Linked DNA regions of Homo sapiens: region 2 is linked to region 1. Evidence: read pairs that join two places in POLR2A ChIA-PET (ENCODE). Cell type or tissue: A673. All regions are shown on one strand. Links, peaks and the distances in the headings refer to the core of each region. The heading gives the core; the rest is flanking DNA. Region 1 overlaps UBTD2 (ubiquitin domain containing 2). Region 2 overlaps SH3PXD2B (SH3 and PX domains 2B).

Evidence for each region. Peaks named below come from ENCODE experiments on the same cell type or tissue, not always from the same donor. Only the 100,000 strongest peaks of a DNase experiment are listed, where the experiment ranks them.
Region 2: POLR2A ChIA-PET joins it to region 1 with 12 read pairs; 2 of 35 experiments call an interaction of 5 or more read pairs at or near these places.

Annotation. Positions count from the first base shown.
Region 1 is chr5:172,273,865-172,276,770 of GRCh38, reverse strand. The region is part of intron 1 of UBTD2 (ubiquitin domain containing 2); the gene reads left to right. Among named protein-coding and RNA genes, the nearest start is that of UBTD2, 8.4 kb to the left of the region's middle. In A673, for the core only: no CTCF peak of the experiment used is centred there; a DNase peak (open chromatin) is centred at 1,500.
Region 2 is chr5:172,436,365-172,439,270 of GRCh38, reverse strand. The region is part of intron 1 of SH3PXD2B (SH3 and PX domains 2B); the gene reads left to right. Among named protein-coding and RNA genes, the nearest start is that of SH3PXD2B, 17 kb to the left of the region's middle. In A673, for the core only: no CTCF peak of the experiment used is centred there; a DNase peak (open chromatin) is centred at 1,600; H3K27ac peaks cover 948 bases.

The sequences.
Region 1 (2,906 bases), core at 285-2,784:
GTCTTCTTCCTTCCCTCCCTCCCTTCTCTCCCCCTTTCCCTTTCTTCCGTCTTTCCCTCCCTCCCTTTCTTTGTCTCTGCACCCCAATAATGAACCTTACAAATGAAACCATCTGTCCTAAGGAACATAATGCAACTGGCCCACATTACGGGGTCAGAAGGCGTGGGGGACTGATCTTCACCCCAGTTGATTCTCCAGCTCAGTTTGTAAACTGATAGTACATGAGTCACATCCAGTCAACAAACATGCTTTGTTTGGCCTGTATGATGTTTTTAAAAACATACCAGATAGAAGAATGGTTATGAAGTAAAGCTTGGAAGTGGTTGTAAACAATACATGCATGGGGTAATCGTTGGTAAAGTGGCTGCTTTGGCTTGAGCAGTGTGTGTGAGAGAAAATGATGGAGAAACTGGACAGGTATTGCGTAGGATGTTAGTGTGGACTCTTGAAGAGAAGAGCTTATCTGATGAAAAGAATGTACTGACTGCTAAATATCATTCACTAAATATTAGTTGAACCACTATTATGTACTAGTTACTGGGATTACAACAGGGAAAAAAAAATCTCTGCCCTCAAAGGAATTTACAGTCTAGTATTTTGCTGCTCAGAAAGTTTTGTCTCTGGAGCAGCAATATCGGCATCACCTTGGGAGCATGTTAGAAATTCAGAGCCTTAGACCTACAGAATCTGCATTTTCACAAGATTCTCAAGTGATTTCCTATGTACATTAATGTTTGAGAAGCATTGGTATAGGATTGCCTAAAGTGGGAAGAGACTAGGATGAGGAACCCATGAGGGAAAAAAATGGAATGAGTTGGTGATTTATTGGATGTAGGGGTACAGAAGAGAAAAGGAGAAGTAAAATAATACCATGTTTATGAACCCGAGTGACCAGGAATATTGAGGTAGCTTGGCAGGTTTTGTGGAATAAGAAAGATATCTGGGAAAAGCCCTGGTTTAGCATTCAGTATATGTTAAGGTGTAGGTGACAGAAGAATGTCTAAGTGGAGTCACCATGTAGTGTGGTACGGAAATTTAGATAGGGAACTCCTAGATGCTTAGGGCTATGATTGTGGATTTTGGGATCAGCTGGGGTGAGTTGACTGAAGGTGTAAAAGTGAGTGACTGCTAATAAGTAAGTGAAAGAGGAGGAAAATACTAAGAATTGAGTCATGAGAGTTTCATAAAGGGTGAAGCAATAAGAAAATCACCTCTAATCAGGCCTGACACATAGTAAGTAGGTACTTAGTATACTGAATTTTGTTGAATTGGGAAAGAGGGAAGCAGGTCTCTGCTTGTGAAACTAATCTGGTTGTATTTAGAACGGATCATTCTTGTAATTTCAGAAAATAATTTGGTTCAGTAACTTGGTTCTAGCTGTGGTGTGATACCGTTTGGCTGTGTTCCCACCCAAATCTCATCCTGAATTGTAGTTTTCATAATCTCCACGTGTCATGGGAGATACCCAGTGGGAGGTAATTGAATCATGGGGGCGGTTACCTCCATGCTGTTCTTGTGATAGTGAGTGAGTTCTCACAAGATTTGTGGTTTTATCAGGGGCTTTCCCCGCTTTTGCTCGGCACTTCTTCCTCCTGCCATGTGAACAAGGACGTGTTTGTTGCCCCTTCCACCGTGATTGTAAGTTTCCTGAGGCCTCCCCAGCCCTGCGGAACTGTGAGTCAATTAGACTTCTTTCCTTTATAAATTACCTAGTCTCAGGCAGTTCTTTGTTTTTGAGACGGAGTCTCGCTCTGTTGCACAGGCTGGAGTGCAGTGGCGCAATCTTGGCTCACGGCAAACTCCACCTGCTGGGTTCATGCCATTCTCCTGCCTCATCCTCCCAAGTAGCTGGGACTACAGGCGCCCGCCACCATGCCTGGCTAATTTTTTGTATTTTTAGTAGAGTTGGGGTTTCACCGTGTTAGGATGGTCTCAATCTCCTGACCTCATGATCCGCCCACCTCGGCCACCCAAAGTGCTGGGATTACAGGCATGAGCCACCGCGCCTGGCCTCAGGCAGTTCTTTATAGTAGCATGAGAACGGACTAATACATAGTGTTTGCAAAAATTCTAGCTGTAGTTTGTTACTCATATCCTAAAACAAGGTAGACTTCTTAGGTATACAATTCCAGAATATACCAGTAGCCCTTTTGAGGTTGGTGTGGTTCAGGACAAACACATTCTCTGTAAGACTTTCTTCACCAAGAATGTCCAGTGTACTTCTTTCTTATGTATTTTCAGTGTCCATTATGTTCTACACATCATCTAACTGGTTTATTGAATTTTCTTATGCTTCTATTCTTTGGTTTGTGCCAATAGTAAAGAGTAAAACAGCCAGGTGCAGTGGCTCACACCTGTAATCCCAGCACTTTGGGAGGCTGAGGCGGGCGGATCATGAGGTCAGGAGATCAAGACCATCCTGGCCAACATGGTGAAAGCCTGTCTCTGCTAAAAATACAAAAATTAGCTGGGCATGGTGGCACGTGCCTGTAGTCCTAGCTACTTGGGAGGCTGAGGCAGGAGAATCGCTTGAACCCGGGAGGTGGAGGTTGCAGTGAGCCGAGATTGTGCCACTGCACTCCAAGCCTGGCGACACAGCGAGGCTCCGTCTCAAAAAAAAAAAAAAAAAAAAAAAGTAAAGCAAAATTGAGCATGAGGAGGACTGAAGATTTAGTCTCCTTGTATCCCTAGTGTGACAGTGGAGGTGAAAATCCTTCATATTTTCTGGGTCGGTGAGCTCTGGGGCTTTATGAGAGAGGTGCCTAAAATTTCATACCACTTTGGCAAGAGACTTTTAGGACATTTACATGATACAAAGCAGAAGGCAGCAAATTTTACTAGGAGGAGTGGAGTTGTAGGGAGGGGACCAAAAAGAAAATGGGCAGCAAGAAGATATAGGTTGAAAA
Region 2 (2,906 bases), core at 317-2,816, 160 kb before region 1:
GTTTTTGTTTTTTTTTTTTCTTTTTTTTTTTTCTGTTTTTTCTGTTTCTGTGGCCCAGGCTGGAGTGCAGTGGCGTGATCTTGCCTCACTGCAGCCTCCACCTCCAGGGTTCAAGTGATTCTCCCACCTTAGCCTCCTGAGTAGCTGGGACTACAGGTGCGCACCACCACAGGCCGGCTAATTTTTGTATTTTTAGTAGAGACGGGGTTTCACCACATTGGTCAGGCTGGTCTCGAACTCCCGACCTCAGGTGATCTGCCCGCCTTGGCCTCCCAAAGTGCTGGGATTACAGGCATGAACCACCACACCCTGCCATCTTTTTTTTTTTTTTAATGACATTAAAGCATGATTGTTATTTTTAATTTTTTACTTTACGTGGATGCTGTAAAATTCCCTTTTGTGGTGTAACGCAGTAAAATTTTGTTTTTTGGTGTAGCATGTTATGATGTGCAGGTTCCTGTAACCTCCACTACAGAACAGTTCCAACACCTCAAAGAATTCCCTCAGCTTTACTGTCTCTGACATACAGTGGGATGAGGCATTCCCCCTGGAGTTTAAATCACTCCTGGGTATTCTGTTTTTTGCCATTACCTCTTCAGAGAAACTCTGGGGTGGAACGTGGACTTCCCTTTTTGGGTTGGGTCCCATGCCTGCATTCCCTCTGTGACAAAGCCAGCTCTGTTTCTGGTACCCTTGGCAATAGAGCTGTTCATTCAGCTATTTCACGAGCATTGTTACTCTCTGGACACAGAGAGCCTTGAGTGAGGTCACCTTGGTTTTTGACTGTGTGGCCCTGTTTCGGCTTTTTGTCTCTTTTACCGGGCATTTCCTGAGAGCTCATTGTCGCCAGGCACTGGGGGGACCATGGTGAATAGACAAACCCGGCCCTGCCCCAAGGGCCCCCAGGGCAGTGGGGGTGCAGTAATGCAAAGAGACCAGCACCCCTAGAGGAACAGGTTCTGAGAGAGGGTGGCCCTAGCCCTGTGGGAACTCAGAGAGTGGGAGCTAGACTGAGACTTGGGGTGTCCAGGAAGGCTTCCAAGGAGAGGTGACTTCTAGGCTGATGCTGGAGAAATGAAGAGGAGCTGAGCAGGGCAGGGAGAGGAAATGTTCCCGCCAGAGGCAGTGGCAGGCATTGAGTCCTGGAGGCAAGAGAAAGCCAGCCAGGCTGGAGCAGAGGAGGGGCAGACTGCACAGGCCCCTAAGCCCCACGTTGTGCCTGTGTGGTGTGTTTTCTTTCTCGATTGAGGCCCTTCGAGCAGAGCTTGGTGCACAGTAGGTCTCTGTGTATATGCCAAATGAATGAATGAATGAGCTGAAGAGTTTGAGGCAGGGGGAGAGAGATCAGATTCCCACTTTGGAGGCTACTCCTCTCCCCCTACTCCTGCCGCCATTTCCCCATTTGGCACACCTCTGCACACAGGGATAAGCGGAGCCCTCAGCTCAACCAGCCACCTGAGCCTTCGCTGCGTGCCCTGTGGACAGAGTGCAGTAGGAACACAGCCCTAAGTGTCTCATCTGACGCAAGACACCACAAGCACTTGTATTTTGGCCCTAATCCAAGCATTCACTTAATTGAAAAAATTGGGGGAAAAAAATATTGGCAGCCTGCCACCTCCAGTGTGTCACTTGCTGCAGAGCCTGAGCTTGGTGATTCCTGGCGCTGACGTGGGGACCGGAAAGCTCTGGCCTGGGGCCAGGAGACCCAAGGCCTTGGGATGCTGGGAGAAGAAAGTGAAGAGGCTTTGGAGGCTGGCAGGGCTGGGATTGGATCTCATGTCACCCACTTCCCAGCCTCTCGACCTCAGGCGCAGCATGGCTCTGTGCCTCGGTTTCCTCCTCTCCCCCTTCAGCACTTCTGGTGGTGATGCTGCCCTGGGGTGTTGGGAAATCAAACAAACTTTGGGTGCTGCAGTTCCAAAAAGAGGTTGGAGGTGCTGACCTATATAGGCCAGATGTTGGACACAAAGCTGGGGACAGTCAACAGATCAGAACCAAAGGGAACCCAGGGTCTCCACGAAGCGTGGCAGAGTCGGGTTTCCCATTAGTCAAGCCCGTGGAGCTCCATCCGACCGCCCTGCCCTCTCCTCGCTCTCCATCTCTCCCTTGCCCTTGTTGCTTTCCCTTCCCCAGCACCCACGAGGACCATACTTATCCACCTTGGGCCTGTGTGACCAAGACAGCATATTCCCAGAGCAAGCCATCTGCAACCCAGCCAGTCACTAACTCCCAAGCTCTTCCCAGGATCTGCCACCTGGGAACCCAGCCAGTGTGGGAGCTTGATGGAGGGAATCCAACCCCCTTCTTAACAGCTAGCTGCCTTCTGAAACTGGGGTCTGTGGATTCCTAGGGACCTTCGGACATAGTCCTGAACCCTTCTCTACAGGAAATGAATTCACCTGGATCTTGAAGCCAGCACTACTCCTCGAGCCCAGAGCTGCATGTGCTTTGGCATTTAAGCTTGCTCTGGCTGTAGAGCAGGACGGCTTTAGCAATCACAGCCTGATGACCCGCTGCAGAAGCTGTGTAGCCTGTGAGCGGAAGCCCTAGCCCCTCCGTGCACTGCATGAGAGACAGCATATTTGCTCCCTTCATCTCCACAGGCTTCTACTGTTTCGTAGGTATGAGAAACAGCAGTCTGGAGCAGAGGGCCCGCATTCTCAGCACCTCCCGATGGTAGCCCTGGCTTCTGGTTCCAGCTTTCCTCCCTGCTGGCTACAGGACCTTGGGCAAGTCCCTTTCCCCTCTGGCCTCATGTCCCTAACTATAGAACAAAGGATAGTCTAGAAGAGGGTTTTCAAATGTTTTAAAGGCCTGGAACCCTTTGTTGTCTGCCTGAAGCAGGCAGAATAGGGCTGTGGCCGGTGAAGGAGCCCGGGCCCTGTATAGAGGCAGTTCTGGTGATG